Regions from separate parts of the Homo sapiens genome. Here regions 1 and 3 are each linked to region 2. Evidence: chromatin contacts called from ENCODE Hi-C or POLR2A ChIA-PET data. All regions are on one chromosome and are shown on one strand. The core of a region is the stretch at or near the end of the contact, and the rest is flanking DNA. Distances in the headings are between cores, read along the strand shown.

Region 1 (3,920 bases), core at 62-2,561, 100 kb before region 2:
AATCTCTTTCTCATAAAGACTTTCACTCCAGCAAGGGTCCAGTTCCTCTTTTCAGAATTCAGCTGATCAGACCAGGCAAACCCAGGATAATCACTCTTTTGATGAACTCAGTCAACTGATTAGTAATCAAATCACAGAGGTGATGCCCCATCGCATTCAGACTCCCACCCACAGTCAGGGAGAGGGGATTACACAAGGGATAGGGAATATTGAGGCCCATCTTAGAATTCTGACTACTGTAGATAGTTATATAAAACCTTGGGGTTAGATGCAATCACCCAGTTGAATATAGAAAGAAAATAAAATTAGTTCCTTCTACCCAGAACCCCTAAGCTGCCCAAATCCTGGCTGCTTACAACATCCAGAACAGATTTCTGTTACCTACAACCAACAAACACCAATGGAGTCATCCTTGGATGAGTCTTACTCACACCAAGGTTTCAGAACCACTGGCTCAGACCATCAGAGCAAAATTGATGCAAATAAACGATAATGAGTCTTTTGTACCCCAAATTCAGAAATGAGATTTATTTTAGTTACAATTCAGAGGAAATCCCATCTAAATGATTCTCTCAATATTTGCTTAATGGAAAGAGAGGAGCCTCTGAGCAGAGAATGTAGGAACATGGCAGAATAGTGTTCTCACGTTTACTTTAGCTAATTTCTTTTACTTCAAAATCAGTGACAACTAGCATCTTGGTTCATCTTGCTGTTTTTTGCCTGGATATGGCAGATAGAAAAGCCAGAGGGAAAATGCAACAGAGAGAGTGTGTGACAAATATAGAAAGACCATGTAACCAACCAGTGGCCTCCATCTCATCCCTACCTTCTCAAAACTTTGCTTTTAAAAAGGCAGTAGAGGACAGTAACAAAAGCACGGGCTTTAGTGACAGACAAATCTGGGTTTAAAGCCTAATGCTTCCATTCACCAGCTGTGCAACTTTGAGCTCATTACCTAACTTTTTCTGCATCTCTTTTCTCTCATCTGTCAAATGCAATAATATTACCTTCCTCCCTGGGTTGTTGAAAGGATTAAACGAGATAATGGATGTAAATGCATTTATATCATGTGCTAAGTAACTATTTCAGTGACTACTGCTGTGGCTATTGTGCCTGTTTTTCTCTTTGAAACAGGAACTGGAAAGATGACCTCCCTTTGTCTCTTAGCGTTGCCAAACACGCGCAGATCAGAAACCTTAAGAGAGAAAAGCTGTAAATAGCATGAGGCAGCAGCATGGCTTGTTCATATCCTTTGCCCTAATTGTGACTTGCTAATATTATCTGGCCCTCATCTAAGCTTCACTTTGGATTGGACAGAATATTAACAAGCAGGTGGGGTGGGGCAGGAAGGGGAAGCTGCACCATTGAGCTATGCCACATGAATGCACACCAAGGCAATGAGGTAGGAATGACAAAGTCCAAAAAAAGTAAAAGCAGGAGAACATTAAAAATCTTTCCTTACATGAATGCAAATTCTGAATGATTGCACAATTTATGACTTTGTTCCAGTTAACAAGTTCTCCAGGATCAATCCGGAAAAACAACTTTAAATGTGCATGCCATGGTGTCTGTTCATTTGAACATTTTTTACTACATACACAGTATGACAACTGAATGTTATATGGTTAGATTTTGAAGATGTTTTCACATGCTTACCTACACCATAACTCTCTCTTCTGGTGTATTTGAAATCCTTATATTGCCTTCTGCCTATGAACAATTGCAATTTGTGTCAAACCCAGCCATTAATTTTTCTCAATAAATTTCACAGTTCTACTAGTGAAACTAATGAGATGCACCCACCATTACATGGTTTATTTTAATGTTCCTTGATTGCAAGGATTCTCTGCATCCTAAAAGATGAGTCAAATGTTCTCTCTCCCAGTTCCACTTATTCATCAATGCTTTAAACAAATCAGCTGCCACCTGATTCTAAAAGACAGGGTTGACATGTGTATGATACTCACCCGATCATTTTTCTTGGTTATAGACCCCTGAACACAAATATCCCCCATGTCAGGGGATTTGAAGACATCACAAGTAACAGAGAAGGGCCAGAGTTCTAGAGGAAATATGATTGAAAGTTCTCTTGACCTAATAGTCCCTGGTTGACATGTTCTAATCCTCCTCCAAGTGTCACCTTAGCTAAACTATAATATTTATAGGACAGAATATAAAACAATTGCATCTTCACTAAAGCAGAGAGGGATTTTGACAATCAAAAATGCAATTGAGCCGGGTGTGGTGGCTCATGCCTGTAATCCCAGCACTTTAGGAGGCCGAGGTGGGAGGATTGCTTGAGCCCAGGAGTTTGAGACCAGCCTGGGCAACATAGTGAGACCCTGTCTCTATTTTTTAAAAGTTTAAAAATTAGCTAGACATGGTGGCACCAACCTGTGGTCTCAGCTACTCAAGAGGTTGAGGTGGGAGGATCCCTTGAACCCAGAAGGTCAAGGCTATAATGAGATTTGGTTGCACCATTGCACTCCAGCCTTGGTGATAGAGGGAGACCCTGTCTCGAAAAAGATGCAAGTCTACAACGGAACAGAGGATTAAAATGATATTTAACCTGTGAATTCAAAACTTCTACTTCCCATTTTAATTTGTAAGGGCTTAGGAGGAGGAGGAAAAGTAAACAATTTATAGAAAATAATCAAGGCTATTTTATAACTTATCAATATCCTTGCATGAGAGTCAATAAATAAACAAAGGTGTTTTGGGGCCAAATCAACTGGGTTTGTGAGTCAGTAGCTTATTGATTTCATCTGCCATTTTGTCAGGTGTTAACCCAATGTCATCATCACACAAATGACTGATGAATGCATTCAGTTATACTCAAGAGCCTTGGTGGAATAACTAATTTTACTCACTAAACAATGCCTAAATTAACTCAAATATGGAAGAAAAACTTTAGAGGTCAGAAAACTATTGCATATGTATATTTTCTGACTCCTGATATTTGCATATATATTTATTTCTTCCATCTCTCCCTCTTCTCCTATTTCTTCTTCCCTTTTCATTTTTTTTCTCCCTTTTTTCTTATTTATGGTGAGACATCAGTAGTCTCACAGGTGTTACTAAAAACCAAAGAGTTGATTCACTCGGAGCTCATATTATTTAGGATTACTGATACCTGTTCTATACTCTCAGAGCATTTCCTGGGAATTACTTAAGATTCACTAGGTTCACCATCGTGTGGAATTCATTCACTTGAATTTCCTTTGAGTCAAATGCAGAAATTGACTCCAGTTGTCGACCCAGGGTGTTCATACCTCAAAACCAACAGGAAGCCTAGTAATGATGAAGAGAGAGTAGATAAGGAAGGGGATTAGATGCCAAGAAATAAAGCCCTTTTTGTGGTAAGATAAATCTAGCAACCACAAACTGATAAGGAAGGCCCTGAGGCGGCCTTCCCAAGGAGATGCCAATAAGGAAAGCTGATCGTGAATTCAGAGGAAGCAGCTGCCTGCCAGGGAAGGGTGGAGGCCAAGTGGAATGGCAGAGAGATGGTGGCAGCAGCAAAGCCCTGAGTCAGAACTCCAGCATCGAGCCTTGCATGTGATATTACAAGCTACATGGCTCCATGCCAATCATTTCATCTCCCTGAGTCTTAGTTAACCTCCTCTGTACAATGTAGATCATAAGTTTACTCTAGAGAACTGTCCTAAGACTCAAATGAAATCAGGTAGTAGGGTAGTAGCAGTCCCTTGCAAAGTGGAAAGTGATTTATAAATGTCAATGTTAGCCCTTATTATTTGCTGGACTCGTGGCCCAACCTCATGATCTTTGTCTGGAAATACAGGACAAGTTTCTGCATCAGTCTGGTGCAATTTGGAGGGTTTCAAGGAAATTTTCAAAAAAAGAGTCTTTAACCTTGATTAATGGGAAAAAATAATCCCATCTCCAGACTACTTGGATTG
Region 2 (4,313 bases), core at 1,802-4,301:
CCTCCTTTCTGGCTACCCTTATCAAAAATGGCCCACCCTACCCATTCTTCTCTATCCCTTTACACTATTTCATTGGTTATCATTTGTTTCTTCCCTTGGAATAATAAAAACTCCACGAACACAGAAACCTACTATCTGTCTGATTCACCACATAGTCTCTGTTTTCCAAAAATGTGTCTAGGCACATAGCAAATCTCAACAAGGAATGAGATTTGGAATAAATGAATGGACATATACTTGTTGCATTGATACAAATATATTTTATAAAGTAATGAAATATTAAAATAATAAGCAAATAATCATCAATAAGACTAAAATAAACCAAACCAAAGCCAAAGGGCTAATCAAAAATTTGAATGTTTGTGTGCTAAATATTGTACCAACAGCAGCTTAGTAAACCACCCTGAACTCTCCTCTGTACCTGCTGACCTTAAAATTCATGTGAAACTAGGTTCTGGCTGTTACTAAACCAATCTAAATGCCATCAAAAGTTCTCCAAAATCTTGTAGTGGCGCTATCTCGGCTCGCTGCAACCCCCACCTCCTGGGCTCAAGCAATTCTCCTGCCTCAGCCTCCGGAGTAGCTGGGACTATAGGCGCCCCCCACCACGCCCGGCTAATTTTTGTATTTTTAGTAGAAACAGGGTTTCACCATGTTGGTCAGGCTGGTCTCGAACTCCTGACCTCACGATCTGCCTGCCTCGGCCTCCCAAAGTGCTGGGATTACAGGCGTGAGCCACCGCACCCAGCGAATCCTTCTTTAAAGTAACCAGAGCTCACTGAGGCAAGACAGATGGTGCCTTCAGTGACCCATTCTCTAACAACAATGTTGTAACACTTGTCTGCAAAATAGGAACTCATGTTCAATATGTTTTATGTAACTATATTCAATATATTGCAATATTGTTTATGCAACTGAAGAGACCATCAGAACCTAGAAACTAGTAATAGGATTCTCCCAACTCAATACTCCCACTATCACCGAATCACTCTGTGACCATATATTCTTAAAGCACGGAATACATGCCAAAGATGAAAATCCACTAAGCAGAGTCAAAAAAGAGTTATGAACAGATGATGAAACTGAAGACAACTAAGGCCATCAGCCTTGCCCTGCCAAAGATGGTCACTGGCAGTGCAGTACACATGGACACTGAACTCAGGACAGTCCAGGTTCAAATAATCAGTGACCGGCAAGGAAACAGAAGCTGCTGCAAGACTGCCCGGAGTGTCTTCAGAAAGCAATTAGATCTATGGAAGACTAGACCAAGGCAATGCAGGCCTGCAGCACCCCAAGGAACCACAGAGCCATTTCGAGGCTGTCCTTCCAGCCAACCAGACATGGATGGAAGATCTAGACATGCAGATGTTGTTTTAGGTTTCCGACGCGTTTCATGGGAGGCTTAGAAACTTAACTTTCACTTGAAAAGCAACAACTTATCAACCCATCATTATAACCTCAAAGTTGTTTAACAAAGCTATTGTTTTAGTAGGAATGAGGCAGATAACAGGGAAGGACTACTCTTGTCGTTATCTCTAGAAAACTTTCTATTTATGACTCCAGAAAAACAGGTGCATATAAAAATTAGTCATAAGCCAATGGAATGGAGTCTTCCAACTTTTCTGAATTTATCGGTCCATTCACTGATCACAAGTATACATTCATCTTAGTTGAGACATATCAGCCATTGATCGCCTTACTGCCATATAAAGTATGGCCGTTCAAGTCTTACAAAATGTAGCCTCCCAGTTTCACTGCTCTCCTGTCTGGTAAGCAGTGGAGGCACTAGGAAATCTACTCCTCTCCCAGAAAGGATATAGGAGGTTGAAAAAAAAAGAGCAGTAATAAAGTCCTAGCAGTCATGAATGCATTTTGAAAACTTTATGACTAGGGTTGACTATGTCATAGATACAGGCAATTGATTACCAGTGTTCAGAAAGTATTTTCAAGCAGGGCTAATAATCAAACACTCCACATATGAAAGAGAAAACTTCATTTAACAAGCTACCTTTTAAAGCCTTTAATTATTCTAATAAATTATGATTTTCCCCTCAAACATGTGTGAATTGCTGAATGGCATCTTGCCCAATAGAATTTTTCAAAAGAAACTTCAAAAACAATAAAACTAAATATGAGTGTGGTCTACTTAGCTTCTTTGATAAATTTAGTATGATACATTGTTCATAAACTCCTCCACCCTGCCTAATTTTTCCTAAGAGTACTTACCACTATCTGAATTAACTTGATCTGTTTAGTGCCTATTTCTCCCTCTAGAACATAAGCTCAGAAGTGTGGAAACGAAGTCTTATTCCTAGCCCTATTCCCAGCAAATAGTAAAGCCAAAATAGTGAATGGCTTTACAAATATTTGAGGATCAAATGAATGAACAATGACATCTATAACATACAGTCTTTGGACACATATATATGTGAATATGCAACATATATGTACAACATGTTGTATATAAAGATACAAAACAGACAAAGCATTTTACACATGTACAACCTGATGTAGTATAGCATGGGAGAAAACATTAACCTGGAGATAGAATATCAGGGTTTTTATTTTTGTTTTTGTTTGCTAACTCTACCATGTAACAGCTGTATCATCTTAACCAAGTTACTTACACTGTATGGTCCTGAGTCTATTTGTCTGTAGAAAGAACATTCTGAGCTTTATTATCTTTAGGGATACTTTTAACTCGAATATTTTTCTCAATAAACTGGACTCTTTGGAAGGCTGAGGTGGGAGGATCTCTTGAGCACAAGAGTTTGGGGTAAGCTATGATGATGCCACAGCACTCCAGCCTGGGCATCAGAGTGAGACCCTCTCTCTTTAAAGTTCATGTATATATATATAACTTTTGGAGCATGAGAACTAGCTAGATCCTGTCACTGTCAGTGACGGAAGAACGTTGGTAGTGTGGGCTGTGTTGTTTGTGATTTTAAAGGTTACCCTATTTTTATGGGAGGGAGTGGTATATGTAAATATGAGCACATTCTTGGTCCTGACTGTGTTTATCAAGGTCAGAAGGTGTTGGGGAAGGATGACGGTGATAGGGCATGGCATGGCTGCTGAGGAGTTTATAGCTGGGTCCCCTTTCCTGTTCCCAAGCACATGGTATCAGCCGGCTGTCCGGTGGCTCAGTAGGCTCACTGTGTTCCAAAATTACTTCAGAGCATTCGGCTCCACCACTCAAGGAAAAGCAAAATAGAAAATGAGGAGAGGAACAAAGGAGTAGGTTGGAGGAAGGGTGAAATTCATAGGACAGTTTTACAGAGAGCCATGAACCACAGTTAGTTACTGATTTATAATTACCCAGAGGCCAGGAGTTAGAATTTTAGTAGTTTCGTTATTTTGCTTTCCTTACAGCATGGATTATGTAAATTGTTGTATATATGTCTCTTGAATATATATAATACATATTTAAACATACATATAATATACTTAAACATCTATATATATGTTTATATACATATATAAATCCATCTCTTTAAGATGCTCATGCCTTCTGCCTGGCACAGCACACAGCACTGGATCTCTCTGTCAAAGAGTGCTGAGACTCAAGAGTAGAGTCAAGAATTCTACAGAAGAAAACATTCAGCACTCCCCAGTCATACTTTTATTTTCAAGTTTTTATATATAATTAAATCCACAGGAACTATAAAATGCATGTACCTAGCTCCTTTTAAAGTTTAATAAATATATTTCAGCCATTAATCCTGATTTATACTTACAGCTTGTAACATAATTTAGCCCACATGTAGAACTTTGCTTTTTCTATGCCAAGCTAATAAATGCAACCCAGTTTCCTAGAATTTAACAGTACACCATACTCATACTTCATAAAATAAATATCTGAACAAGAGACTCAACACTGTTGTATCTTTTCAGGCACTCAATCTTGATATACTCTTACAGCCAAGAAATCTAGGAAGCTGGCTGAGTTCAAAAAATATTTTTAATAAGGAAGGAACAAAAACCAAAAGCACCCCTATGTTCTAAGGGTGAAAGGGGCGTTGGTGGGATATAACTCAAACCATGACAAACTCTGTGTATGAGAGGCAATTCACAGCTTACAATTTTACTTTCATATGTTATTTCATTTGATCCACAAAACAACATTATAAGACAGACTGGGGCAATATTACTATCTCCAATTTTGTGAACCAGAAAATCAGGTCAAGGAATGACAGTTCCCAGGAGGTGGCAGAATCGGGAATAAAATTCACATCTCCTCTTTTCTTGTCCATGATGGTTCTATACTTTCATTTGATCTTTCACTTATAATAGTCAACCTAGTCTTGCACTAA
Region 3 (3,999 bases), core at 16-2,515, 120 kb before region 2:
TGCCACTAGCCATTCATGTTTTATTACAGCGAGACAATCTATTTAGGTAAGAGACAGTATGCTGGTATAGTATTTTGGGACAACTGTGAGTTTTGAGTCAAATGACACTGTTTGGGCCTGAACTGTTCTGTTTTCTAGATTTACCACCTGGAGAAGTCATCTGACTTCACTGTGCCTCAGTTTCCTCATCTTAGAATGGGGATAATAATAATGCCTGCCTCACAGAATTGCTATGAGGATTAAATGAGATGACCTAGCTAATTTTACTTAGTCTTACCCAGTGCCCAATAAATGTAATTAGTAGTACTACTACCACTACTACCATCACTACTACTACAAACACTAATAAACTAAATAGCCATTGAACTCATTATTTTAATTGAAGGTCTAATAAACCAGGCTTGGCTGAGCTAAAAGCATATTGTCACCCCTTAAAAACGTATAGCCTCTCTCTTCTGCCAAACTGAAACTAGGCTTCTTAGAGGAAGATGTTTTTGATAAAGGATGAAGGTGATTTGTCAGTTGAAGAGTAGTATCATTTTGCAATCATAGTAGAAAATATTTCAAAAACATGCAAGGTTATAGGAGAGTAAAGCTACCAGATTTCTCCAAAAAATTGTTGATCGTTGCAATTGATACATAGTTACTAAAAATTCACATTTAAAACACATTTAAGTTTCAACTAAACAAATCAGGTGAAGCAAACGAAAACATTAATTTGTATTACACTAAAATATCTGCCAGATTTGTGCACTAACTGGATTAGGCTTATAATTAGAGGAAATTCCAGGCTATGTATTCCTTCACTCAGTATGAAGCTATCTAAAAAACAAATACACTTGAAAATCCATTTTTACAAGTCAGGTGGCAGCCGCTTGCACATCTCAATCAGTCAATAAGAAAACATTTTAAACTGAGCTACTCTGAAGAAGCTCAGACATTCTTTAAGTTAAGACACATCTCATTTCCCAGCCACAATCTGCATCCCTAAGACAGATGCAGTTTTGATCCCAGCAGTTCCATGAAAGAAACACTTCCACAAAGTCAAGAAAACCCAAAGTTCAGCAAGATTTTGGCAGTGTGGCCAGAAATTTAAAAATAATTCTGGTTAATATACCCAAAGTTTTTACCAGTGGTCTTGGTGAGCATGGTCCATTTTCAGCTCAGTCAGATCTTTGGGAAACTGAACCACAGAAATAACATTGATCCTGAGTAACTCAGACACATCCCGTGGTTTTGTGCTTCAAAGGTAGCCACAAATTCTTAAGATATGATTCATAGTCATCAAAATCTATGAATCTCCTGTGAAATTGTTCTTTCACTTCCACTAAACAGCTCTGTAATTCTTCAAATCTGTGACGCCATTGAGGTCAAGGAAGTTCAACAGTAAATTATGAATGCAGTAGGAAATGAGAGTAGTTATTAACTGCTCGACCAGTTGGCCAGTTAGAACCTGCGTTTCCTTGAACAAGGAAAAGAGAGAAGTCAGGGTTCATGGAAGAGCTACTGAAACAGATATTCAAAGCCCACGGACTTATGTCATCCAGGATTCTATGCCAAAATTTGAAAATCCTATCAAACAACCTAAGTCTATACATATGCCAGTCAGGAGAATTTAGGAGCTAGGCTACATCAGAAAAAATTCTAGGGGGAAGAAACCTATTGATTCTGCCAGAAGAAATACTCTATTAATTCTTTACTCCAAAGCTGGGAACCATAAAAATGCTCAGGGAACCTATATAAGGAATGCCACTCCAGGCATTCCTTATCAGTTAGCTTTTACTATATAAGAAACCACTACAAAACATAGTTGCTTAAAATGGTAGCCATTTATTTAGCTCACAGTTCTTCAGGTTGGTTATAGAACTGTGATCTCTGATCCTCTGGACAGTTCTTCTGGTTTTAGCTGGATTTGTAAATAGGTCTGTGGTTGGCTGCTAAGCCAGTTGAGGTAGGCTGGTCTAGAAGAGTATCAGCTACAATGGCTAGTCTTTATTCCACAAAATCTTTCATCCTCCATAGGTTAGCCAGGGCTTGTTCATAAATTATCTGAGCAGTGTTCCAAAAGGGAGCAAGAAAGGTAGGTGCAAGGCCTCTTGGAATCTATGTTCAAAACTAGCACACTGCCATTTCCACCGCATTCCATTGCCAAAGCAAGTTACAGAGTCAGCCTAGATTCAAGAAGTGGGGAAATCACTTCCACCTATTGATAAGAGGAGTTTCAGAGTCAAATCCAGGCATAAAAAATTGTGGCCACTTTTGCAATCCACCAAAACCCTCTCTCCCACATGCTCCTTAATGCCCCACTAGCTAAACCAACAAGACAGATCATAGTCAGCACTGACTGAGTGCAGCATTTCTGTTTAAGACAAATCAGAGCAACAGCAAGAATGCCTGATGTTCCTTCATGGCAGCCTTCCCACTATTGGGTACTCTCAAGATGGGAGATAATCCTATTTGCCTGAGTAGTAGATAGCTACTACTTCCCAGAGTAGTAGACAGCTGTCCCAAGTAACTGACTGTAGTAAAGCTCAGCTTTATGTCTCTGGGCAAATAACTGGGAGTGGAGGCATGAAGGAAAGCGTAGTTGGAATACCCTGAGCTGAGAGAGCCAGAGGAAAAACACAGGTATCCTGATAAATGAGTACTCGTGCTCCTCTGGGAAACTGGGATTTTCTTTTATGCTTGGTGTAAACTAAAACTACTGTGATAGTTCATTTTACGTGCCAACTTGACTGGGCCATGACATACCTAGATATCTGGTCTAACATTATCCTCAGCATATCAGTGAGGGTGTCTTGGGATGACTTTAACATCTAAAGCAGTGTGCCCTCCCTAACATGTATGGGGCTCATCCAATCCATCGAAGACTTGAATAGAACAAAAGATTAACTCCCCCAAATACCAGGGAACTCCTCTTGCCAGATTGCCTTTGAACTGGGACATTGGTTACTTCCTGCCTTTTGACTCAAAGTGAAGCATCAGCTCTTTCTGGGTCTGAAGCCTGCCAGCCTTCAGACTGGAATCACACCATTGTCTCTTCTGGATCTCCAGCTGCTTGCCAACTTACAGATCTTGGGATTTGGCATTCTCCATAATCATGAGCCAATTCCTTACAATAAATACACACACACACACACACACACACACAACATCCTACTGATTCTGTTTCTCTGAAGAACTCTAATACAACTACTTATTTGGATATTGTGCCAGGCAAAAGGGCAAAGGAATATTTGATGCCTGGTAAAGGTAAATGGCTGGTTTGTACTCAGGTTTGCCATCCCTTGTTTCTTTCCCTGTTAGCAAATAATCCCAGTCGTCCTGGGAAGAATATAAAACTTGAACTAATAACTCTCTAGTGTTGCTGTTGGTCTTGTTATACTATTGTCACTACAGTTGCCCCTTTTTGTTTGTTTTGGCTGTTTGTGCTTTGTTTTGCTTTTGCCTAAAATGGTTAAACACCTCGAGTTCAACTGTGAGATGTGCACCTGTGCTATCTATCAACAAACACTCTCAATGTGGAACTTCTCTGGGAATCTTCCAGAAATCCAGTCCACAAGATCCAGTGTGCAAAGAAGCTCTGTCATTGGAACCTGATAGCAGAAATGCTAGGAGTAAACTCATGGTGACCAATCAGTTTGTCCAGTTTGCTCAAGTACCTCTTGCAATGACTAGAAAGTTTGCACAGGTACCAGAGAAATACATTACTAGAGAAAGACATTTCAGTGGTGGGCTTTGGTTTGTTATTGTGTTGGCTTTGCGACTTTTCAACCTGGATCAATTGAACTACAATCCCCAGAATTCTCTTTCTAGTCTGTTTCTGGCTAGCATGGCCTACAAAGAATATCCTTTCCTGGAAGGAGGATGGAAAGGGGGCAGCAGCCATATTATAGCATGTACCTACCTTCTCCTAGTGATTCAGCAAACTCTTATCCAGGTGCCAGTGTGAAGGGATCTTGCAGGTGTAATTAAGTTCCCTACTCAGTTGACTTTAAG

Evidence for each region. A loop is a pair of places that touch in the nucleus more often than their neighbours do. ChIA-PET counts read pairs that join two places held with the same protein, here RNA polymerase II (POLR2A). Pooled maps may share reads with other maps.
Region 1: a map of gastrocnemius medialis shows a loop between it and region 2 (2.1-fold over the local background). The contact joins two enhancer-like sites. A Hi-C loop is called at or near these places in 4 of 168 maps with a recorded cell type or tissue (Right ventricle myocardium inferior, aorta and gastrocnemius medialis), 1 of 37 single-sample maps with no recorded cell type and 9 of 50 pooled maps. POLR2A ChIA-PET finds 5 or more read pairs at or near these places in 4 of 52 experiments (HCT116, MCF 10A, PC-3 and 1 more).
Region 3: a pooled map shows a loop between it and region 2 (8-fold over the local background). The contact joins two enhancer-like sites. A Hi-C loop is called at or near these places in 3 of 168 maps with a recorded cell type or tissue (Right ventricle myocardium inferior, aorta and left colon), 16 of 37 single-sample maps with no recorded cell type and 17 of 50 pooled maps. POLR2A ChIA-PET finds 5 or more read pairs at or near these places in 11 of 52 experiments (AG04449, CD4-positive, alpha-beta T cell, HCT116 and 7 more).

What each region holds. Positions count from the first base shown.
Region 1 is chr2:226,670,085-226,674,004 of GRCh38, forward strand. No RefSeq gene overlaps it. Among named protein-coding and RNA genes, the nearest start is that of MIR5702, 13 kb to the left of the region's middle. Within about 2 kb of position 1,312, at least 3 of the 41 ENCODE cell types and tissues checked have a DNase peak (open chromatin) inside an H3K27ac peak, as active enhancers do; they include gastrocnemius medialis, where a contact is called at or near this core.
Region 2 is chr2:226,768,185-226,772,497 of GRCh38, forward strand. The region is part of intron 1 of IRS1 (insulin receptor substrate 1); the gene reads right to left. Among named protein-coding and RNA genes, the nearest start is that of IRS1, 29 kb to the right of the region's middle. Within about 2 kb of position 3,052, at least 8 of the 41 ENCODE cell types and tissues checked have a DNase peak (open chromatin) inside an H3K27ac peak, as active enhancers do; they include gastrocnemius medialis, where a contact is called at or near this core.
Region 3 is chr2:226,651,271-226,655,269 of GRCh38, forward strand. No RefSeq gene overlaps it. Among named protein-coding and RNA genes, the nearest start is that of MIR5702, 5.5 kb to the right of the region's middle. Within about 2 kb of position 1,266, at least 5 of the 41 ENCODE cell types and tissues checked have a DNase peak (open chromatin) inside an H3K27ac peak, as active enhancers do.